2 separate regions of the Homo sapiens genome follow, and region 1 is linked to region 2. A link is an interaction called in ENCODE POLR2A ChIA-PET data of the cell type or tissue named here. Cell type or tissue: PC-9. All regions are shown on one strand. Each heading gives the region's core, and the rest is flanking DNA. Links, peaks and the distances in the headings are about the cores only.

What was found. Peaks named below come from ENCODE experiments on the same cell type or tissue, not always from the same donor. Only the 100,000 strongest peaks of a DNase experiment are listed, where the experiment ranks them.
Region 1: POLR2A ChIA-PET joins it to region 2 with 13 read pairs; 4 of 35 experiments call an interaction of 5 or more read pairs at or near these places.

Annotation. Positions count from the first base shown.
Region 1 is chr7:130,045,500-130,057,965 of GRCh38, forward strand. It overlaps ZC3HC1 (zinc finger C3HC-type containing 1), which reads right to left and starts at 5,875. Exons shown (of 10, transcript NM_016478.5): 1 at 5,722-5,875; 2 at 3,534-3,645. The coding sequence starts at 5,867. RefSeq lists enhancers at 5,209-6,001, 5,629-5,938, 5,999-6,188. In PC-9, for the core only: CTCF peaks have their summits at 5,859 and 6,077; a DNase peak (open chromatin) is centred at 5,912; H3K4me3 peaks cover 1,758 bases; H3K27ac peaks cover 1,155 bases.
Region 2 is chr7:129,751,346-129,763,811 of GRCh38, forward strand. It overlaps NRF1 (nuclear respiratory factor 1), which reads left to right. Exons shown (of 11, transcript NM_005011.5): 11 at 3,673-5,731. The coding sequence ends at 3,836. It overlaps LOC105375501 (a long non-coding RNA gene), which reads right to left. Exons shown (of 3, transcript XR_927963.4): 3 at 11,637-12,061. It also overlaps the pseudogene RNA5SP244. Among named protein-coding and RNA genes, the nearest start is that of MIR182, 13 kb to the right of the region's middle. In PC-9, for the core only: no CTCF peak of the experiment used is centred there; no DNase peak of the experiment used is centred there.

The sequences.
Region 1 (12,466 bases), core at 1,932-9,931, 290 kb after region 2:
AAAATGACAGCCCAGAGAAGAATTTGCCATTTTCAGTGGAAAACAAGTGGCAATTACTAATTATGATGACTTGTACTTTGGATCTCATTTGCTGCACTTTCCTTTATAAGACATCAACTGGGCCAGGTGCAGTGGCTCACGCCTGTAATCCCAGCACTTTGGGAGGCTGAGGTGGGTGGATCACCTGATTTCAGGAGTTTGAGACCAGCCTGGCCAACATGGTGAAACTAAAAATACAAAAACTAGCCAGGAATGGTGGTGGGAGCCTGTAATCCCAGGTACTTGGGAGGCTGAGGCAGGAGAATCGCTTGAACCCGGGAGGCAGAGGTTGCAGTAAGCCAAGATCACACCAGTGCACTCCAGCCTGGGTGGCAGAGTAAGACTCCATCTCAAAAAAAAAAAAAAAAAAAAAAGACATCAACGGCTTAAGATGGATGTTTGAGCTCACAATCTCTTTGATACTATGCAGCCATAAAAGGAACGAGATCATGTCCTTTGCAGGGATGTGGATGAAGCTGGAAGCCACTATCCTCAGCAAACTAACACAGGAACAGAAAACCAAACACATGTTCTCACTTATAAGTGGGAGCTGAATGATGAGAACACATGGACACATGAGGGGAACGACATACACTGGGGCCTGTTGGAGGTGGGAGTTGGGGGAGGGAAAGCATCAGGAGGAATAGCTAACAGATGCTGGGCTTAATACCTAGGCAATGGATTGATCTGTGCAGTAAACCACCATGGCACACGTTTACCTATGTAACAAACCCGCACATCCTACACATGTACCCCGGAACTGAAGATAAAAGTTGAAGAAAAAAAGGCCAGGCATGGTGGCTCATGCCTGTAATCTTGGCACTTTGGGAGGCCAAGGCAGGAGGATTGCCTGAGCTCAAAAGTTTGAGACCAGCCTGGGCAACACAGTGAAACCCCATCTCTACTAAAATACAAAAAATTAGCCAGGCATGGTGGCGGGCGCCTGTAATCTCAGCTACTTGGGAGGCTGAGGCAGGAGAATTGCTTAAACCCAGGAGGTGGAGGTTACAGTGAGCCAAGATGGCACCACTGTACTCCAGCCTAGATGACAGAATGAGACTCCATCTCAAAAAAAAAAAAAAGTTGAAGGGAAAAAAGGAAACAAAACAATGGATCAAATTCTTGAAGTCAGGCATATAGCACACTAGGTATGTTTCTAAATAAACTTATGACATAACGTTTAATGTCTCTTCGTGAAACATGCAATGTGATAGCTGGTATGTGCTTACTTTTTCATTTGGGTAATATTCCAGTATAAGTTTTTTTTTGAGACGGAGTCTTCTCTGCCACCCAGGCTGCAGTGCAGTGGCATGGTCTCGGCTCACTGCAACCTCTGCCTCCCAGGTTCAAGCAATTTCTCCTGCCTCAGCCTCCTGAGTAGCTGGGATTACAGGCGCATGCCACCACACCCAGCTAACTGTGCATTCTTTTTTTTCTTTTTGAGATGGAGTCTCATTCCTGTCGCCCAGGCTGGAGTGCAGTGGCATGATCTCGGCTCACTGCAACCTCCGCCTCCCAGGTTCAAGCAATCCTCCTGCCTCAGCCTCCCGAGTCACTGGGACTACAAGCATGTGCCACCATGCCTGGTTAATTTTTGTATTTTTAGTAGAGACAGGGTTTCACCATGTTGGCCAGGCTGGTCTCAAACTCTTGACCTCGTAATCCACTTGCCTCAGCAAACCAAAGTGCTTGGATTACAGGTGTAAGCCACCACGCCCGGCCTAATTTTGTATTTTTAGTAGCGTCAGGGTTTCACCATATTGGCCAGGTTGCTCTCAAACTCCTGACCTCAGGTGATCCGCCCACCTTGGCCTCCTAAAGTGCTAGGATTACAGGCGTAAGCCACCATGCCTAGCCAGTATTAGTTTCTTGATCAAAAAAAGGTGTGTGATTTGGCTTATTTTATGGTCTTAAATTCTGAGATTTTGTTAATTTTTGATTCCTAGGTCAAGACCTTGTTAATAGTTTATAAGACAGAAATTCGGGGCCAGGTTTGGCGGCTCAGGCCTGTACTCCCAACCCTCTGGGAGGCTGTGGCAGCATAATTGCTTGAGGCCAGGAGTTCGAGACCTGCCTGGGCAACATAGCAAGACTTTGTCTACACACACACACACACACACACACACACACACACACACACGGGTAGGGGTGCAAACTTGGCAGGAAAAAAAAGCAGCTGGAGCTACTAAAGACTTCTCTCAAAGCAAGGTGATGTGAACAGCTTTTAAGGTGGCTCCAATGATCCCTGCCTTCTTATATTCATGCCCTTGTGTTATCTGCTCCTCTTGAGTATGGGCTGGCCTAGTGACTTGCTTCTAATGCATAAAATATGACAAAAATGATGAGATGTCACTTTTGAGATTAGATTACAAAATGAGGCTGGCTTGTATCTTGTTCTCTCCTTTGCTCACTCTGATGGAAGTCAGCTGCCAAGTTGTGAACTTTCCTTTAGAGAAGCCCACATAGCAAGGAACCAAGTGGGGAGGGACATCTCTGGCCAATGGCCAGTATAGAACTGAAGCCCTCTGTCCAACAGACACAAGTAAATGAATCCTGCCAACAGTATGCCAATGACTGAGTTTGGAAGTGGACCCTTTCCTAGTTGTTTTTTTTTTTTTTTTTTTTTTTTGACACGGAGTCTTGCTCTGCTGCCAAGGCTGGAATGCAGTGGCGCGATCTCGACTCACTGCAAACTCTGCCTCCTAGGTTCAAGCTATTCTCCTGCCTCAGACTCCTGAGTAGCTGGGATTACAAGTGAGCACCACCACACCTGGCTAATTTTGTTTTGTTTTGTTTTATTTTATTTTATTTTTCTTTTGAGACAATTTTCCTAGTTGAGCCTTGAAATGACAGTGCCCTGACCAACCTTAATTGCAGTCTGTGAGAGACCCTGAGCCAGAGGACTCAGCTAAGCCATGCCTGGATTCCTGATCCACAGAAATTATGAAATAAAAACTGTTTGTTGTTTTAAGATCACTAAGTTTTGGGGCAATTTGCTATGCAGCAATAGGTAGCTAATACACAAAGGAAAATCTAGAAAGAGACATTATAGTAGTGTAGTCTCTAATAATCTAAAAAACATTAGATTATAATCCTGGATCTGCCATTTGCTAACAGGTTCATCTTGGGCAAGTCATATAACCTGCCCCAAACTGTTTCCTCTTCTGTAAAACAAGTATAATAATAATGCTTATTTTCATAGGTTTAAGGTCAAGATCGAATGTGATAATATATACAAAAACATACTATATACAAGTATTAGTTATTATTTCTTCTTTTCTCAGGCTCTTAGTTTTTTCTTCTGTAAAAAGAAAAGGTTAGATAACCTCAACTGTCCCTCTGAGTGATAACATATTAGGATGCTGACTTTCCTATATAATTTCTTACCAAGGTTTTATTCTTAAGTTTAAAGCATCACAGTAAGTGGTGTAATACCTTGGAGGAATTCTAGAAGCAGGCAGAAAGTGCAATTCACATGAACTAAAAAAGGATATAGAAAATGTTTCCACTCTGCTAAAGAAGGCTTCTTTGCTTGTAGATTCCAATGAAGGTTGTTCCGCTTGGGGTGATCCATTAACTGACTGGGATGTGGCAGACGTGTCCTTCCTAATATAAAGTGGCAAAACTGTTGGTAAACCTTTCACAGTACCCTCTGCTTAAATGTTATCTAGCTTCTCTACACATCGTATCATAAATCACACCAACGCTGGATTTTAAGCTTCCTAAAAATCATTTTACTCATGTCATTCCTCAGCTTATTATTTTCAATGGTTTTATAATACTTACTAAATAAAATCCAAATTTTTCAGTCTGGCATTCAAAACTCTTTACAGTTTACCCATATCTAAACTTCAATTTCTACCTCTACAGGGCTCCACTAATCCTAGCAAACTATTCTCCTCACTCACTCACTGTTCTCCACAAGTATTTGGCATAACTTTAGTAGACAGAAAATAAGACTCAAGACTTCAAGTATGCATTATACAATTTGAATCTCTTCAGAAATTCGACTTTTTTTTTTTTTGAGATGGAGTCTCGCTCTGTTGCCCAGGCTGGAGTGCAACGGTGCGATCTCGGCTCACTGCAACCTCCACCTCCCAGGTTCAAGCAATTCTCCTGCCTCGGCCTCCCCAGTAGCTGGGATTACAGGCGCGTACCACCAGGCGTGGGCCCGGCTAATTTTTTGTATCTTTAGGACAGACGGGGTTTCACCATGTTGGTCAGGCTGGTCTGTAACTCCTGACTTTGTGATTGGCCCACCTCAGCCTCCCAAAGTGCTGGGATTACAGGCGTGAGCCACAGCGCCTGGCAGAAATTCGACTCTTAACAGCAGAAAAAACAATTTTGATATTTCTACCTGGAGGGACCTTTCATACCCACTCCTTCCAAAAAAAAAAGAACCAATTAGAAAATTCGAATCAAAGATCTTCGGGAGATTTCATGAAAAAAAAATCAGGGAGAAAAAAACTCAGCAAAGCAATTCTCTCATTTTCAGTGGAAGGCATTTCAACAGTGCCTGGGGAATTGCTGAAAGACAAGCATTTATTTATTTATTTAGAGACGGAGTCTCACTCTGTCACTCAGGCTGGAGTGCAGTGACGCGATCTCGGCTCACTGCAACCTCCGCCTCCCAGGTTCAACCAATTCTCCTGCCTCAGCCTCCCGAGTAGCTGGGACTACAGGCGCGGGCCACCACGCCCGGCTAATTTTTTGTATTTTTAGTAGAGATGGGGTTTCACCGTGTTAGCCAGGATGGTCTTGATCTCCTGACCTCGTGATCTGCCCGCTTCAGCCTCCTCAAAGTGCTGGGATTATAGGCGTGAGCCACCGCGCCCGGCGACAGGCATTATTTTAATAAAAATAGGATTACATCAACGATTATAGCTCAAAAGAAATAAACTTACTCTAAGACTCTCAGAGATTCATAGAGAGCCTCAAGCGGGTGTGGTTCTAGGCCAAAAAAAATTCACAGCATCCATAAACTTGGATGGGTAAAAATGACATTTATTTCTCTCTAAATGACAAGATTTAGCATTTTCTTCAATTATGAATGAAGGTAAAAACACCATAGTAGTATTAGCAGTACCTGCTAATTTGTCACCAATGGAAATAATGTTCCCACATTATGGTGGTTGCATGTCTTCAAATACCTTTGTGCTCATCACTACTTCAAAATTATGGTTGACAACACATACTACTAGATATTATGGACTCTTTAATAAAAAGCATTGTTACTGCGTAACTTTTTCCTTTTACCATCTTGATAACTACATTCCAATCTAACTGGTTTCCTTTATAATCCTATGTAATTTACTTTAAGCATTTAAAAATATTCTGAGAGTTAATAAGCTTCTCCAGAGAGCCAAAGGGGTCCACGGCACAAAAAAAGGTTAAGAATCCCCAATTAAGAGAAGTCAAGTGAACTCATTCAGTTAACGGTCCTCTTTACTTCCAAAAATAATGTCCGATGACAAAATTTCGGCTGCGGTTGGGAATCTGGTACACCCCGAGGGGAAGATCAAAGCCGATCAAACATAGTAACCAGAGTTTCTTTCAGATTCTAAGAAGCCATCCCCACTGCCCGAGTCGCCGACCGAGGGGAACCTCCCCCAACCCGCCACCCCTTCCCCAAGCCTTCTTCAATCTTCCAACGCCGGACCCAGGGTTAACTCGTGAACTCACGCGTCCACGCCTCCCTCTTCCGGGGCAATCCCCTCATCTATCAGCTGCCGGATTTTCTGGGGGGTCCCTTCTGGGGAGCGAACTACTGCACCCCAATTCTTTTCAACCCCTACGGCAAACGCTTGTCCCTCACAGGGCGCCGCCATCTTGGTCCGCTGCCGAGTTGCTTCCCCGAGAGTTTGAAGGCTCCGGAACTTCCGTCCTGGGAGGTTAATATCCGCCTCTTGAGGCAGCCTGGCTGGGAAAGTCTAACCGCGGGGCCCACGCCTTTTCTCATCATTTTAGAACCTTAGAGCGAGCTTAAGGAGGGCTGTACTGTTTAGGACAATCTTGATTAATCGTTTCCTTTATCAACTAGCATATTTAGGTTGATAAGAGATTTTTAGAACGCTGTCAGTCCAAATTCAGCAGGGATGAGGGGCTCAACTTAATTTTCAAGTAATATTAACTAATACGGCCGGGCGCCGTGGCTCATGCCTGTAATCCCAGCGGTTTGGGAGGCCGAGGTGGGCGGATCGCCTGAGGTCAGGAGTTCGAGACCAGCCTGGCCAACATGGTGAAACCCCATCTCTACCAAAAATACAAAAATTAGCTGGACTTGCTGGCGGGCGCCTGTAATCCCAGCTACTAGGGAGGCTGAGGTAGGAGAATCGCTTGAACCCGGGAGGCGGAGGTTGCAGTGAGCCGAGATTGCGCCACTGCACTCCAGCCTGGGCGACAAGAGCAAAACTCCGACTCAAAAAAAATAAAAATAAAAATAAATTAACTCATACGACCCTCCTAAGTTGCACCTTTCTACAAGCGAGGAAATGGTGACCCTCATTGGAGAGCAAATAATTTAGAATCCTTGTTGGAAACCGTGTTATGGATGGATTTAGAAGTCTGTGGCATTTGACACTATTGATACTCCTTCCTTAGTCCAACAAATATTTATTGAAAACGTCCTATTTATTTTTTTTGAGATGGAGTTTCGCTCTTGTTGCTCAGGCTGCAGTGCAATGGCGCGATCTCGGCTCACTGCAACCTCTGCCTCCCGGGTTCAAGCGATTCTCCTACGTCAGCCTTCCGAGCAGCTGGGATTACAGGCATTCGCCAACACGCCCAGCAATTTTTTTTTTTTTTTTTTGTATTTTTAGTAGGGACGGGATTTCACCATGTTGGTCAGGCTAGCCTTGAACTCCTGACCTCAGGTGATCCGCCCGCCTCGGCCTCCCAAAGTGTTGGGATTACAGGCATGAGCCACCGCGCCCGGCCGAAAGCATCCTATTGATAGTCTCTAGGCACTAGCAATGACAGTCGTGAGCAAAGAAGCTGTAGATCTTGGTGGAGTTAGATGTCAAATTTTCCTATAGTTTTAAAATTATGATTACAAGTGCTCCAAGGATGTACCAAGGTTATAATAGGAGAATCTAATTTAGTTTGCACATTCTCCTGAGAAAAATCAGGTACTGGAGCTGAGACGGATGAGATTGAAGGGAAGAAATCTGTACAGAATCTTCCAACACCCCAGGTTGGAAGACTGATGTGACTAAACAATGGGCAAAGAGGAAAGTGGGATCACCTCCTACCCTTCCAGCACCCTACCTGTGGGCTCCTAACTCTATCAGTGTTCCCAGCAGCAGGACCTGCAACCTATTGATCCAATTACCTTTCTGCTCTTCCTAACTCCACCACCACCCTTGTTTCTTCTTTTCTTAGCCAGCTTAAATTCATTACTAATTGTTATCATCATCCCTTTGCAAAATTTGAACATGGGTTGAGACTTAGTTAATATGAAGGAAACATTGTTGATTTCACTATATGTAATAATGGCATTGTAGTTATGGTTCTTAAAAGCCCTTCTTTATTAGAAATGCATCTTGAAGTGTTTATAGGTGAATTGATATGATGTTTGGAATTTGCTTTGAAGTTATCCAGGAAAACATGTGGAGGAATAGATGAAAAAATATTGCAAAATTTTAAACTGTCGGACTTGGATGATAGAATTGTGGGATTCATTATATTATTCTTTCTGCTATTAAGTATGTTTGACAATATCATAATAAAAAGCAAAATAAATAAGCTAAAAAATACATGTTCTTGAATACCCTTTGAATTTCCTTGAACCTCTCTTGCTTAATAGTACTTACTTGACAAAACCTCAATCACAGTTGAAGTAAGTTCTCTATTATTGCTTCTGTACCCATACAACTAAATATGGCTAAAGAGAAATGACAAACTTGTCTCTTTATATTCTTGACTTCAAGTGGGACCTTAATTCTGCCCAGTAATTATACTACCTTTATCTAGTCCACTTCTCATCCCACTTTTCATAGATGACTTATTTTTATTTTTTATTTTTTTAAATTTATTTTTTATTTTTATTTTGATTTTTTTGCAGACGGAGTCTCCCTCTGCTGCCTGCTGGAGTGCAGTGGCACAATCTCGGCTCATTGCAACCTCTGCCTCCTGGGTTCAAGCGATTCTCCTTCCTCAGCCTCCTGAGTAGCTAGGATTACAGGCACCTGCCACCATGCTTGGCTAATTTGTCATATTTTTAGTAGAGACGGGGTTTTACCATGTTGGCCAGGCTGGTCTTGAATTCCTGACCTCAGGTGATCCGCCCACCTTGGCCTCCCAAAGTGCTGGGATTACAGGCGTGAGCCACCATGCCTGGCCACCTGGCTAATTTTTATATTTTTAGTAGAGACAGGGTTTCACCACATTCACCAGGCTGGTCTCGAACTCCTGACCTCAAGTGATCTGCCCACCTCGTCCTCCCAAAGTGTTAGGATTACAGGTGTGAGCCACTGCACCCACCTTCATAGATGACTATTATATACCTCTCTCCTCAAACACCTTCAATACTTCCACTTATCCATCCTCCCTTTCTGCTAATGACACACTCCTAGGAAAATACTGACTGTACAGTTAGCCATGGTAACAACCAGCAATCAGAGCCAGTTTTAAGTTCAATTGACCCATGATTACTCATCACAGTGAATGTGTTTTTGTAAACCCAATGAATGACAACTTCTTGATTCAGCCAATCACAAAGACTCACTTCAATAAGCACTCCTCTGAGTGCCAGCCACTCAACAATAGTTTCACCCAAGTTATCACTTCTACAAATGATGCTAACACACACCTTTGAAAGTTTGCCAATCTCTGAACTCCCCACTTTCTCAAAGTCTGATAGATTAGTAGTCTGGTCTGCTTGAAGACTGTGCCTCACCTGCATGGCTCTTACTGTTTATAGTAAGCAAGAAATTTGGCTTTGTGGTTTTTTTTTTTTTTTTTTTTTGAGACGGAGCCTTCCTCTGTCGCCCAGGCTGGAGTGCAGTGGCGCATCTCGGCTCACTGTAAGCTCCGCCTCCCGGGTTCACCCCATTCTGTGGCCTCAGCCTCCTGAGTAGCTGGGACTACAGGCACCCGCCACCACGCATGGCTAATTTTTTGTATTTTTTTAGTAGAGACGGGGTTTCACTGTGTTAGCCAGGATGGTCTCAATCTCCTGACCTCGTGATTTGCCTGCCTCAGCCTCCCAAAGTGTTGGGATTACAGGCATGAGCCACTGTGCCCGGCCGGCTTTGTGTTTTTATTTCGCATGATGAATGGTGTTCTCATCATCCTCTAACCGTACTTTACCTTCCCTCCTGTTACTATTGATCAGTGGTTCTCAAATGAGTGTGATATTGCCTGCCACAGGACACTTGGCAATGTCAGGAGACATTTTTGGTTGGAGTGGTGATAGAGGCCAGGAATGTTGCTAAGCATTTTACAACATCCAGAACAGCCTCGCCACAACAAAAAATTATCTCACCCAATATGTGCACAGGTTGAGAAGCCCTGCTGTAATCTATGTGCCTATCTAAGGCCAAACTTACACATTGGATCTAATTCCCCTTGCCTACTCAAGAACATTGTCCACCAATTCTCCCCTCCACTGCACATTTCCATTAGCAGCAAGATATTACTTCTCCCATCTTAAAAACATGCAAAACAGGCCAGGTGCACTGGCTTATGCCTGTAATTCCAGCACTTTGGGAGGCCAAGGGGGGCAGATCACCTGAGGTCAGGAGTTCAAGACCAGCCTGGCCAAAATGGCGAAACCCTGTCTCTACTAAAAATATAAAAATTAGCTGGGCGTGGTGGCATGCACCTGTAGTCCCACCTACTTGGGAGGCTGAGGCATGAGAATCGCTTGAATCCAGGAGGTGGAGGTTGCGGTGAGACGAGGTGGTGCCGCTGAACTCCACACTCCAGCCTGGGCAACAGAGCAAGACTCTATTTCAGAAAACAAGAAAACACCTTCTCTGCTTTTATTTACGGCAAAGGTCCTTCAAAAATTATCTATCCTAGCGCTGGGTGCAGTGGCTCACCTCTTTAATCCCAGCACTTTGGGAGGCTGAGGTGGGTGGATCACTTGAGGTCAGAAATTCGAGACCAGCCTGGCCAACATGATGAAACCCTGTCTCTATTAAAAATACAAAAAAAAAAAAAATTAGCTGAGTGTGGTGGCACGCACCTGTAATCCCAGCTGCTTTGGAGGCTGAGGCAGGTGAATCACTTGAACCTGGGAGGTGGGGTTGCAGTGAGCTAAGATTGTGCCACTGCACTCCAGCCTGGGCCACAGCATGAGACTCCGTCTCAAAAAAAAAAAAAAAAGAGGCCTTTGGCCAGGCATGGTGGCTCACGCCTGTAATCCCAGCATTTTGGGAGGCCGAGACGGGTGGATCATTTGAGGTCAGGAGTTCAAGACCAGCCTGGCCAACATGGTGAAACCCTGTCTCTACCAAAAATTACAAAAATTAGCCGGGTATGGTGGCAGGCGCCTATAATCCCAGCTACTCGGGAGGCTGAGGCAGGAGAATTGCTTGAATCCAAAAGGCGGAGGTTGCAGTGGGCTGAGATTGCACCATTGCACTCCAGACTGGGCGACAAGAGTGAAGCTCCATCTAAAAATGACAGAGAGAAAGAGAGAGAGAGAGAGAGAAGAAGGAAGGAAGAAAGAGGGGCTTTTATACTTTTTATTCATTGCTGTGTCCCCAGTCTTTACAATACCTCATGGACATAGTAGACTCTCAATAAATAATTGTTCAATTAATGTACACAAATTTCCAAAGAATTTGGACTTTATCCTAAAAGCCAACGGCAGCCATTGAAAGACTTTAAGTGGCACGGTGACATGAACAATTGTGCATTTTGGGAAAAGTCACTATAAAGACTGTGAAAAATGGATTGGAGCCAAAAGAGGATATGGAGTGACTGTTAGGAAGTTGCTGATAAAGCCTTGGCAGAACAGAGGCAATGGTGGGTAAGGCTGGGGTGAAGACAGCTGGAAGCGAGCAGATACAAGATGTAGTTTGGAATTAGAAACAACAGGACTTGGTGATGGCTTGTACATGACAGGTGAGGAGTAGTTTTTTTCTGTTTGTTTGTTTTTGTTTGTTTGTTTTTTTGAGGCGGAGTCTCGCTCCGTCACCCAGGCTGGAATGCAGTGGCGCGATCTCGGCTCACTGCAAGCTCCGCCTCCCGGGTTCACGCCATTCTCCTGCCTCAGCCTCCCAAGTAGCTGGGACTACAGGTGCCCGCCACCACGCCCGGCTAATTTTTTTGTGTTTTTAGTAGAGACGGGGTTTCACCATGTTAGCCAGGATGGTCTCAATCTCCTGACCTCGTGATCCGCCTGCCTCAGCCTCCCAAAGTGCTGGGATTACAGGCGTGAGGCACTGCGCCTGGCCAGGAGTAGGTTTTAAGGGGAACTCCAGGCCTGAACAACTGATTGATAGATATATCAGTCAGCCCTCCATATTCATGGGTCCTGCATCCATGGATTCAACCAACTATGGACAGATGTTTCTTTTTCTTTTTCTTTTTTCTTTTTTTTTTTTTTTGAGACAGTGTCTCACTCTGTCCCCCAGGCTGGAGTGCAGTGGCGTGATCAGAGCTCACTGCAGCCTCATATCCCTGGGCTCAAGCAATCCTCCTGCCTCAGCCTCCTGAGTAGCTGGGACCACAGGCTTATGCCACCACTCCCAACTAATTTTTAAAAATAAGTTTTGGTAGAAATGTTGCCCAGGCTGGTCTCAAACTCGTGGGCTCAAGCAATCCTCCTGCTTCAGCCTCCCAAAGTTCTTGGATTACGGGCATGAGCCACCTTATCTGGCCTAGAAAAAAAAAAATATATATATATATTTTATAAATATATATATAAATATATATAAATATAAATATATATTATAAATATATATTATAAATATATATATTTATATATTTATAATATATTTATATATAAATATATATAATATTATATTTATATATATATAATTATATATAATATATATTTATATATATTATATATAATATTATATAATTATATATAATATTATATATTAATATATAATTATATATAATATTTATTATATATAATTATATATAATATATAAATATATTAATATATAATTTATAATATATAAATATATTAATATATAATTTATAATATATAAATATATTAATATATAATTTATAATATATAAATATATTAATATATAATTTATAATATATAAATATATTAATATATAATTTATAATATATAAATATATTAATATATAATTTATAATATATAAACATATATAATATATAAATATATTTTATATATTATATATTATAAATATATATTATATATTTATAATATATATATTTATATTTATAAATATATATATTTATAATATATATATTTATATTATAAATATATATATTTATA
Region 2 (12,466 bases), core at 1,557-9,556:
TGAAGGAGAACAGCAAGATCAGGTCAGATGTTCAGAAGATCATTCTGATGATGGCAGTATCAGCCAATAGATAGATTTTTGCATTAGAACCTTGCTTCATTTATTCTGGGGAAAATCTTCCGTGATACTATGAAAACTATTTTAACAATTGGGCATGGGCCCACATCATAGGAAACCCAAACACATCACAGCCAGGGTGAAAGAAATTTAACTTTGACAATTCTTTTAGTTTCTATTCACACCAGCCCTAACCCAGATGGTTGCTCACAGTTAGTTAGAAAAGATCTCCCTGCACACTGTAGTCACTGTATTTGTACAGCAAGGGACTTGTTCCCCAAGCCTGGAGCTTTTGGAACTGAATGGAGCCCAGAGGCAAGAGCAGTGAAATGAGGCTGACCTTTGCTTCTGGTTTTGCTTGCTACTTGCCAGTATGTGGGTTCCCTGGAGGAACACACAGGTGTCTTGGCTTTGCCACTGGGCATTTTGGGTGATTTCGTTAACTTTGCCTGTTTTGACCAGAAGAGAGCCTGATCGTGATAGGAGGAGGCGGGGGACTGACGGGGTTATACAATCTTCACATATATATACACTCAGTCCCATGCCTTGAGTCTAGAGGCTGGGGAGAGGGCCCAGCTGCACGTTGGTTGAGGCCAGCAGTACATGGCCCTTGAGGCTATGCTGATAGCAACTTGTGGCACACTTTGTACTTCATACTGTGAGGAACATGAAATAAGCCAGAGCCAGGCCTGATCTTGAAAGAACCCTCTGTCAAGTGGGAAGGCCTGTTGCAGACATGCATCAACTGGCCCAGCTGGCTTATCCATGGCTGTCCCTGGGCCTCCTGTGAATCCAGAGGAGGCTGCTCCAGCATTGATAAGGCTGGGATGGGGCAGGTTCCACAAGGAGGGAAAGCTCACCCCAGTGTAAAAGGAAGGAGTGGGGGATAAGTCTATCTCATGAATAACCTGAGCAAAGGCCCAAAAGAGTGTGGCTGATAGATTGGGGGAACTGAGAGTAGTCTGGGGGTGGGGGGCACCTAGAGGACAGGGCACCTGTGAGAGAGTGAGGGAGATGAGACTGGAAAGATGGACCAGGGCAAACCACGAAAGGCCTTGAAGACCATGCTAAATCATTTGAACTTTGTTACAAGCTTTGGAAACCTTTTAAAAACCATGGAATTTAAATGTTTGAGATGAGGGGAGTAACATTATGGAAAGATATTTTGGCTGGGTGTGGTAGCTCATGCCTGTAATCCTAGCACTTTGGAAAGCCGAGGCAGGAGGATCACTTGAGCTCAGGAGTTCAAGACCAACCTGGGCAACATAGTGAGACCTCGTCACTATTTAAAAAAATAAAAAATAAATAATAATAAAGAAAGATAATTTGAGTGACTGGGAAGGGGTGAACTGAAAGAGAGATTAATTAAAGACAGTTAAGAGCAATTTGCAAAGGTTTAGTTGAAAGAAATTGAAGCCCACAGTTTTGTAGGCCAAGGCCTGGCCCTTCTGCGTGCTTCCCCCATGCCCACGTGCACTTGGAGGCTGGCCTCTCTCCTCCTCCTTTCAGGCCTGCATTGCAAGTGTGGGGGCGACTGGCCACGTCTTCCATTTCGGTGAGGGCACACCAGAGGAGCCAGGGTTTCTAGTGATGCGTCACCATAACAGCAAGTCTCATTTCATGAAGTCTCACTGCATCATCAAATGCTTACCCCTTATCCCTAAACTGGCAAAACTTACTCTTAGAAAAAAGTTACATACAATTTAACATTGGAAAAGAAAATCTTATATTTGATTTTTTTTGCATTAGAAAATATTTTGACAACCCTTTTTAAAATAATTTTTATCTTCATCAAAGTAGCCTATGGTTTAAATGTCAAAAAGAACTAAAAGGGGCCTCTCTGGGTCAGTTTCTCAATACAGTGGGTGAACCTCAGAGGCCCAGTCAGCAAAGGTCTTTGGGTCTGGATGTTGGGGTTGGTCTAATCAATTAAATTCAAACTTTCCACTCATTCTCATTTTTAGCCTCATCCCTCTTTCTGCCGTAGCTAGGCCTCTATGTGCTGAGCCCTGTGTGAGCATAGGAGTTGCCCCTTCCACTTCTCTGTTCAATCAGAACCATTTCACATTTGCTTTGCATCTTCCCAAAAAATGTTGACATCCCTCGGTTATATCCTTTTTTCCTCATTCACTGTAATTCTAGTTTCAGAAGGAAGAGAGATTGATGTATATGTTAGTTACTGCCTTACTGGGAATCCTTTTTTTTAATGTATTATCAGCTTTCCCTTTTTAGGCAGGACTACCTTTATGGAGGTTATGTGCTTCTTCCTTTAAGCCATCCTTTCTACTCTGAAATAATAGTGATATTAGGGAGTAGCTGGGGTCTTTTTTTTTTAAGTTGACCCCAAAATGTGTTTTTACATTTTACTGGTGTGTGAAATCTAGAAATCAGGAAACAAGTGACCTAGGCTTTAAAAATAAATAAATAAATAAAATAAGCTTGACTATGAAGGAAGGCACATAGACGGAGCAGTGGCCAGAAGACAGGATAGGAGAGGGACAAGATTTTTCTTTTCAAGCTGAGAGAGACTTAAGCATAGGCAGAAAGAGGGTTGAAGAAGGCAGTGTAGCCAAATATCAAAGAAAAATAATGGTGGCCTGTTCTGAGAGGGAGAAGACAGGCCGGGGACATTCACACCTGACGGGCCTGTGCTTCCTAGATGCGGAGGCAGGCAGGGCCCTCTCACGGCAAGCTGGGAAGGCCCTACCCTAAGGCATGTTTCCACAATTTCTCTAAACTTTTCTTTTCTGATAGTCTGTTTTAAAAAAATCAAAATGGTCAGGGTTGGTGGTTCACGCCTGTAATCCCAGCTATTCAGGAGGCCAAGGTGGGAGGATCACTTGAGGCCACGAGTTCAAGACCAGCCTGGGCAACACAGCAAGACTCCATCTCAAAAAAAAAAAAAATTATATTAGCCAGGCATGGTGGCACACGCCTGTGGTTCCAGCTACTCAGGAGACCGAGGTGAGAGGATCACTTGAATCCAGGAGTTCGAGGTTGCAGTGAGCTGTGGTCACGCCACTGCACTCCAGCCTAGGCTACAGAGCCAGACCCTGTCTCTTAAAAAAAAAAAAAAAAAAAGTTAAAATGGAAAAAAGTTGATTTCCTAGAAGTAGAGAGTAGAATAATAGTTACCAGAGTCTGGGGAAGGGTTGGGGAGGGGGGCAGGAGAGGTTGGCCAGCAGGTGCAAAGGAAGAATAAGTTCTGGTGTTCAGTTACACAGTAGGGTGACTGTAGCGAATAACAATGTAGTCTGTGTTTCAAGATAGCTAGATTTTGAATGTTGTCACCACAATGAATGATAAATCTTTAAAGAGATTAATATGGTAATTTTCTTGATTTGATCATTCTACAGTGTATACATGCATTGAAACATCACATTGTACCCCATAAACATGAACAGTTACTATATATCAATTATAAATCTTAAAAATTAATGAAAAAAATTTTAATGGGGTGGGAAAGAGATGTCTTTGTGCCTGGGCCATGGGTATGTGATCACCTGAGGCTGGTGACCACGATACCTCAAAGGCAAGACTTGGGTGCCCCCGTCCAGCCAGCATCTGGGAACTTGAGCCTGAGCCCCACCAACGGTCTTCTCTTTGTCTCTCCAGGCCTGGTCCAGATCCCTGTGAGCATGTACCAGACTGTGGTGACCAGCCTCGCCCAGGGCAACGGACCAGTGCAGGTGGCCATGGCCCCTGTGACCACCAGGATATCAGACAGCGCAGTCACCATGGACGGCCAAGCTGTGGAGGTGGTGACATTGGAACAGTGACATACAGCCATATTATGGCATCGTTTTCTAGTCTACTTCAAAATTTTTTACACGTTTGCAGAGGTGCAATCAAATGGAATTAAGTCTCTCGACTTTGGAAGGAAAGTTTTGTTAACCTTTTTTTTTTTAAAAGGAAGAAAGCGGATTTTGGAATTGCATTTTTTAAAGCACCACTCTTGATTTTCTGGGATTGGTGAAGAAACTGCATTGTCAATTTCACTGTCCCAAAAAAGCCAAATTGTGGCAGGACTTCTTTCTGCGGAAATGTGTGTGTATACTTATGTGTGTGTATGTGTGAGTGTGAATATATGTATATGTGTACATATGGACATACACATTTACATATATATAAAGTATATATATACATATATATATATATATATGTATGAAACCCGCATGGAATTATCTGTATGAAATCAAGGTGCGCTGTGGAAACAATAATTCACCCAGTTTAGTGGGTGGTAGGGTACGTGGCCAGACACAGTCACCCAGTTTTTGTTCATACCAGGGTCATGCGTTGAGCTACTGACAAACTCAGGCGGAGGTGACCATGCCCTTCACCAAAGCTGCCTCCCAGTGGCCACACAGAACTCTCCCTGCTGGACTCACCTGAGGAAAGAGGCTCCAGCATGGGGTGGGTCAGAGATGTGCTTGCAAGGTCCAGGGACTGCGTGGTCTGCCAGCTGAGATGCTCCTCGGGCTGGCCCAGGTGCTGACCTTGCCACAGGCAGATGAATGTCTTGAAAGCTCCCGGGCCTCAGCCTCCCATCTCCTCTCCTTCCCAGGAATCCTTGATCTCATGACTATTAAAATGTTGCTCTGGTTTTAAGGTCAGTCCTGAATTGCTCGTATATATGAACTGAAGGTAACCGAAGTATTAGGGGTTTGAGGAGTGCGTGCGTGTAAGTGTGCTTGTGTGTGTGCGTGCATGGTGGGGGAGAGGATGGGAAGGGGGCGGGGGCAGTGGAAGGGAAAGGAAGGAAAGAAAAATCGTCCTAGACCAGGATACACCCGTGGGAGCAATTTTCTCTACTGTCTGTAGCTTCACAGAGGAGGCGCTGGAATGAACAAGAAGAGACATCTGGTCTGTGGCCACAGCACCCTGAACGCCCCTGATCTTGTGTGATCTTGGAAGCTAAGCTTGGTTGGGCCCGGTCAGTACGCGGAAGGGAAGAAGGGACACCTGGCCATAGAAAACAGCTGAGGGTGTTTGCTGTGTTCCTGGATCAGGCCCTGCTTCAGAAGGGACTCCTGGAGGCCCATGTTCCTTGATGCAACCTCGTGGCCCAGGCCGGGAGCAGCTTGCCTCCTCAGAGGTGTTGACTATCTGGGTGTTCTTGGTAACCGTTAACTCTGTCTTTCTCAGCTGCAAGCCCTGAGTCTCCAGTAGCTGAATTCACCTGACTTTTCAACAGGCCAAATCTCTGAACCTTGAGTACAGGGACAGCTCCTCCTCCCTCCTCCCAGCTCTCCCCATGTGTGTGATGGTGTATTTAATGTGTTTTTTTAATGCGACATTAAAAGATTCTCCACGTCTTGCTCAACCTTTGAGAGAAGTTTCAGATTCTTGTATTTGCTTGTTTTATATAAAACTATCTAATGTTCTTTATATGTTCTTTTCTGTACGTAATGGGGGGAGGGGAGGGAAATTTACATATAAATAGTCCTAGTTCTACAATTTGTTATTTTTTTAATTATTATTTTTTATCGTCATTGTGAAGTTGTCCAGGGACTTTAAAGTCCATGTTCCTTTGTGGTGAAATAACCTCCAAATAGTTTGAGAAGTTGCCAAGACGAAGAAAAAAGCAAAACCCCAGTAGCAGAGCATGGATTCTGTGTTGTTTCCCATTCTGTCTTTGACTGCCTCATTCAATAAATAGTTAAAAATGTGGCAACAGGAAGTGGAATTGTTCATCTCTATAGGAGCTCTTGGCTTCTTAGGCAAAAGGAACTCTATCTTGGGGCAGCTCGTTCTGCGTTTAAAATGCAGTCCTACTCGAGATCAGCGGTCTCCGACCTGTGCCACTCCGACGCTGGGGACCTCCGTAAAGAAGACACTGAAGATTGCCCAGAGCCCCCTGCGAGCCCCATCACCAGACCTGCTCCATTTCATACATTTCATATATAACGTGTTTTCTTATACTGACGTTCTGGGGAAAAAATCGTATTTAAAAAATCCTAGGCCGGGCACAGTGGCTCCCGCCTGTAATCCCAGCACTTTGGGAGGCCAAGGTGAGTGGATCACTTGAGGTCAGGAGTTCCAGACCAGCCTGGCCAACATGGTGAAACCTTGTCTCTACTAAAAATAGAAAAATTAGCTGGGCATGGTGGCGGGCGCCTGTAATCCCAGCTATTCAGGAGGCTGAGGCAGGAGAATCGCTTGAACCCAGGAGGCGGAAGTTGCAGTGAGCTGAGATCACACCACTGCACTCCAACCTGGGCAACAGAGCGAGACTCCATCTCAAAAAAAAAATAAAAATAAAAAATGAGGGTGAGTGATGGTGCCTCTCCATCTTGGGAATTACTATTAAAGTGAATTGTCTTTCTTTCTCCAAGCAGAAGCCTCAAGCCATGACTTGTTCCCCTGCATCCTCACTCCCTGGTTTCTCACACAGCTTACTCTCTTAACATGGCATATGCCATCGCTCCAGCTGTTCCTCCTGCCCCATCCTTAGGCCCTTCATAGACCCCAGTAGCCTGCACCTCCATGCTTCTGCATGCCCTGGCCTCAGCCTGGAATGACCTGCTGTCACCCCCACCACCCTTTCTTTATATTGTTGGGTGTCTTGGCCACTTTCCTGGTGACCATGATTAGAATGCTTGCTTGGATGGGAAGGCCAAGAAGCCTTTTCCTTGATGCCTGATGGTGGTTCAGTGAAGCCAAGTGCCTACCTTTCCCCCTTCTTGCACAAATGGCATACCCTCGCCTATTTTTCACCAGAGACTGGACTAGAAAAAGGATTGAGTGCAGCCAAATCAACCACACATCCGTGCTATTGACTACCATGAAATAGCTGGGTTGTTTAGAATACCTGCTGACCAAGGGTCTCTCCAGAGGCGTCTTCTAGCTGCTGTTTGCCTGGCAAGCCTCAGATGCTGCCTTTGCCACAGGCATGTATTGACAACTGGTTTTGGTGGGGCCGATGGAGACCTCTTCCATTCCTGCCTAAGTCACCAACAGGAGCTGCTAACTCCGCTGTCTATAGAGACCAGGGAGGTCAAATCAATGAAGGAAGCTGAGGCAATTCCCATGTGAGAGGAGGGAGTGATGGGGACAGGCACAGTGGACAGCATCCATCTAAACGGGGCAGCCTGTCCTAGGTGCTGATTGTCACCATGCAGGAAGATGGACCCTAATGCCCCAACTTCAAAATTGTCCAGAGAATCTGGGGAATCCAGATTTTTGTACGAGATGTGATCGCAACAAATAAAAAATTTACATACTCTGCAAGCAAAATAAAACCCATCTGTAGACCAGACCTGACCTGACGGTCAGTTGCACTTAACTACGTGAATGCTTGTCATGTGCCAGGTGAATGAAGCATGGTAGTTGCCTGTGAGAAACAAGGAGTGAGGAGGAGACCTTTACATAAACCAACCGCTGCAGTCCAAGGTGATGAGGCACCATCTGGACAGAGCACTAGTGCAGAATGAGCTGTTTACCGCATTTGAGCCCTCAAAGGTCCTCTGTTACGTAGTTTATCATCTAGGCTCCACACAAGGATCTGGTGCTCACAGAAACCAGGAGACTGGTCTAAAAGTTACTGGCTTTAAGTCTTGCATCTGAGAAGGCCCACTGGTGATACAGGTGACTACTGGCATTCTCCAAACTTGAACAAATTAGCTGAGGAGAACCAGAAGGGCAGAGCAGAGGAGGGGTTCCTTGCCCTGGGCCTCACTCACGCCCAAGGAACGCTCTCTCCCCCTCTCAGTAATGCCTCCGAAGCTTGAGCTCTGGGCATGGCAGAGTCGTACCGGGCTCCTGGTGTTTCCTTTTGGTGTCAGCACCAAAACTCATCAGGGAGGAAACTGGAGCTTAATTATTTGGAGCAGAAGCTACGTGGGGTGAGGGAGTAGAGTCCGTGTTTTCCCTCTCACTCCACCTCAGCAGGCTGGTGGCACCTTGGTCATCACAACTGGGGCTTCAGATGCCCCATCCCTGCACTCCCACCCGGCCTCTGCTGTTTACTCCAGGAGGCAGCTCTTGGAGGTCACCCAGGATGCTGGCGGCAGCATGGAGGAAGGGGTACAATAGAGAGGGGAGGCAGGGCTCCGGGACTGGGCTCCGACTGAAATCACTGAAGAGCGTGGGTTTCCTCTTAGTCCCCAAGCCCCTCTGAATATGAGTTTCTCCATCCTGAAAACCACTGGGCTGCTACCAAACATTTGTTGAGTATTGGAGGCCTGGAATATATAGTGAGGAAAGGAGGAAGAAGGGATAACAGTCATCTGCAGAGGGGAACCAAGGTGCCCTGAGAACCTAGAGCCTCCTTAGGAGGCAGGAATAGGCCTGGGTCCTGAGCCCTCTCCAGGGCTCAAGCTTTGCTAGCTTGCTTACGAGAACTATGGTTTGTCTACACAGAGTGTATGGTAGCAATGATAACAGTGAACACTTAGCCCTTACAATATGCCTTGTACTGTATTAAAAGATTTACCTATATATTAATTTATTTAACCTTTACAAAATACTATCATCCCCGTTTTATAGATGAGCAAACTGAAATACAGAGAGGTTAAGTTAAACAACTGAGCCAAGTTCACACTGCTGGTAAGAGGCAGAGCTAAGGTACAAACCTGGGCGGGCAGGCTGGCTGGTCCCAGAATCTGTGCCTAGAAAAACATGACTTGAGCCTCATCACTCTGTCACCCAGGCTGGAGTGCAGTGGTGTGATCTCGGCTCACTGCAACCTCCACCTCCCGAGTTCAAGCAATTCTCCTGCCTCAGCCTCCCTAGTAGCTGGGATTACAGGTGCCCACCACACCCAGCTAATTTTTTTGTATTTTTAGTAGAGATGGGCTTTCACCCTGTTGGCCAAGCTGGTCTTGAACTGACCTCAAGTGATCCACCTGCCTCAGCCTCTCTTAAGTGCTGGGATTACAGGTGTGAGCCACTGCGCCAGGCCCCGATGATACACTTTTCTTGTGGCCTGGAATGGATGAAAGTGGAGGGTATAAGAGCATTCAGTTGGGGCCCGGCGCAGTGGCTCACGCCTGTAATCCCAGCACTTTGGGAGGCCAAGGCGGGCGGATCACGAGGTCAGGAGATCGAGACCATCCCGGCTAACACGGTGAAACCCCATCTCTGCTAAAAACACAAAAAATTAGCCGGGCGTGGTGGCGGGAGCCTGTAGTCCCAGCTACTCAGGAGGCTGAGGCAGGAGAATGGCGTGAACCTGGGAGGTGGAGCTTGCAGTGAGCTGAGATCGTGCCACTGCACTCCTGCCTGGGTGACAGAGTGAGACTCCCATCTCAAAAAAAAAAAAAAAAGCATTCAGTTATTTTTTAAGTAGCTTAATTAATTTTTGGGAGGTTCTCCCCAAATTTTATGTACTTGGCAAATAAAATTTTTAGTGAAATTTAAGTTTACTGGGTCTCAACTGAAACTTCTGAATTTATCTACCCTTTAAGAAGCTTAATACACTTTAGGAGGCCAAGGCAGGTGTATTGCTTGAACCCAGAAGTTTGAGATCAGCCTGGGCAACATGGTGAAACCCCATCTCTACAAAAAATATAAAAATCAGCCTGGTGTGGTGGTCCATGCCTATAGTCCCAGCTACTCAGGAGGCTGAGGTGGGAGGTTCGCTGGGGCCCAAGAGGTTGAGACTGCCATGATCATGCCACTGCACTCCAGCCTGGGTGACAGGGCAAGACTCTATCCAAAAAATAATAAGTTACAGCTATCAATTACTAAATGGCTACTAGCATTTTACTGTGTAAAACACCTTACACCCTTATTTCTAATCCTCTTCACAATCCGGTAAGAAGAGACTCCATTTTATGGGGGTGGAAACTGAGACTTGGCATCTTCCCCAAGAACTAAAAACTGGAGGGCTGAAATAAGGCCTGATGTGTCTGTCTGTTACAGCTCTGCTCTCTATGCCAACCATTCAGAGGACAAAACTGCACATCAGGATTATAAAGTAACCTCCACTGTGTCCTGAGCTTGATAGACCTGGAATAGCCTCCCGTGGCTGGACCTTTTTACCGCTCCCCACCCCCCCCACACACACGCGTGCCCTTACATGCAGCAGGGCCTCAATACATCTCATAGGATGAGTGAACCTAGTTTTCCAGTGGTAGTTTAATCAGAAAATTCAGAGAACCCAAAACACCTATTCCCACACATTTTCATTACTCAAAAAAGTCTGGCCAGCATGGTGGCTCACACCTGTTATCCCACGACTTTGGGAGACCAGGACAGGAGGATAGCTTTAGGGCCAGGAGTTCGAGACCAGCCTGGGTGACAGAGCAACACCAGTCTCTACAAAAAAAAAAAAAAATATATATATATATATATATATATATATATTTCTGCAAAAATCCAATGTTAAATAATTTTATGTAAAAATAACATTGATTGTATTCTTAAGAAAAATCTGGCTATGTGATATCCTGGCAGGGGTGACGGATAGTGAAATGTTGATGCTGAACACATTCTTGGTCACTAACAGTTGCACTGTGTTGGTCTTTAAAAACCTCAGGGCCCAATGAGACTAGGAGAACTCAAAAACCCCTGGGTGATCAGGAAACGAAGCCAAAGCTTGGCCCTCTCATAGTGGACTTTAATCTGCGAGGGAAGTTAGCCACCACTCCTCATTTGGGCTATGAAAGTTGAAGCCCCGGGTCACATGGCTGGCTCATCCCCCAAATCACTCTGCTCCCTTTCCTACTCAGCTCCTCCTGCCCGGGTTACCATCCAGATTCTCAAAATCTGAAATTTTTAATTTAGAAGTTAGGTATTTCCTTTACCAGAGCTATTTTTATAGAAAGCAAGAGCAACGTTTACACCAAATAAATTAATGTGTAATTCTGGAATTTACCAAAATGGTTGCAGAAAACAACCATGAAGATAGACCTTTTTTTTTTTTTTTTTTTTTTAAATACAGTAATGTTTTTTAAGTTAGCCGAAGTTCGGGGTAACTCATCACATAATAGGATTCTCTAACCTGGGCCTCTGGGTACTCATCTGTCCAAAACAGCGGTCAAACGACAAGGACGATGAAGACTTCGTGGGCCCTGCTGAGGTCCTTGGGAGCAGGGCATTCGTGCGGGGCTGTGGGGCACGGCCGAGCTGAGGGTCCCTGGCCCAGGGGCCTCCCGTCCATGCCGACGCCCACTCCTCCCGTAGGACCCAGCCAGTGCGGGCCCTGTCTTCTAGCCCAGCCTGAACGCCACGATGCAGGGAAGCGCCTGAGGCCTGCCGGGGCTCAACACCTGCCCGACTGTGAGCGCGGAAGCCCGCAGATGGCCTGGGCGAAGGCGGCCCGGGTGCGGGAGACGCGACGCGGGGTCACTCAGAGCCCGAGCGCATCCCGAACCCAGAGCCGCCGTCGGGGGCGCACCCGATTGGCCGGCTGAGACCACGTGTCCACCTGCGGCCCAATCAGCGATGGCAGGACATCCGGAAGGCCTGGTCCAGACCGCAGGGTATGGGCCGCTCTCGGGGGAAGCGAGCTGGGAAAAGCAACCCCCGAGTGCCAGTGGCCGCCTTTATGTGCCAGGGTGCTGCAGCCGGGGAATGATGGCGCGGGCATCCCCGGCTTCCCCACGGGCCATACTGCCTATCTGGGTCTGTGGAGGCCTGCCTTAGTAAATTAGGGGTCATTTGGGTAGCTGTGTGCCGTCTCCGCCTCCCACCATCCCCAGTAGCCTCAAGAATTTTTTCAAATCGTTTTATTGAGATAATTTATATACCATTAAGTTCATCCGTTTAAAGCGTACCATTGAACGATCTTTAGTATATTTACAAAGTTGGGCAACCATCACCATAATCTAACTTTGAAATATTTTCATGATCCCAAAAAGCAGGGGTTTTTTACACATTTCCCTACAAAATAACTTGAAGTAAGTTACATAAAAGATATATACAATAAAGTTGAAAAGCAAATAGAAATGAGGATTCAAAGACCAACGGAAGCAGGTCACATTTGTCAGCCTGGGGTCAACGTCGGCGGTGTGATGAAGGTGCCCTTTTAGCTCTGGTCTTGGCTAAGAGGTTGGAATTACTAGAAAGGGAACAAGACACAGTTACTCGAAGAAACAAAGCACTAAGTACTTTTTTTTTTAAGTTTAAGAGAACGCCAAGTTATTTTATATTCAGCATCTTTCACAACATTTTTATAGCCAAAGAAATAGCTTTATTTCCTTAGACCTTAAAACCTCAATTTTGAAAGTTTCCTGGGAGGGGCCAAACTAATGTGGCATTTCAGTGTTTATTTACAGAGCATTAAGGAAAGGATGGAGGGGAGACGGGTATGGTGAACTGGCCATCTGAAATGGCTGCTTGAGCAAGGAATGGCGTGTGACTTTTTCCATTTCCTGGGATGGATGATCAGAGCCACAACTGTGGACACAGAGTTCTCCCCATATTGGAACCCCACATTCTCAAGAGAACCGCCAACCACGGGAGC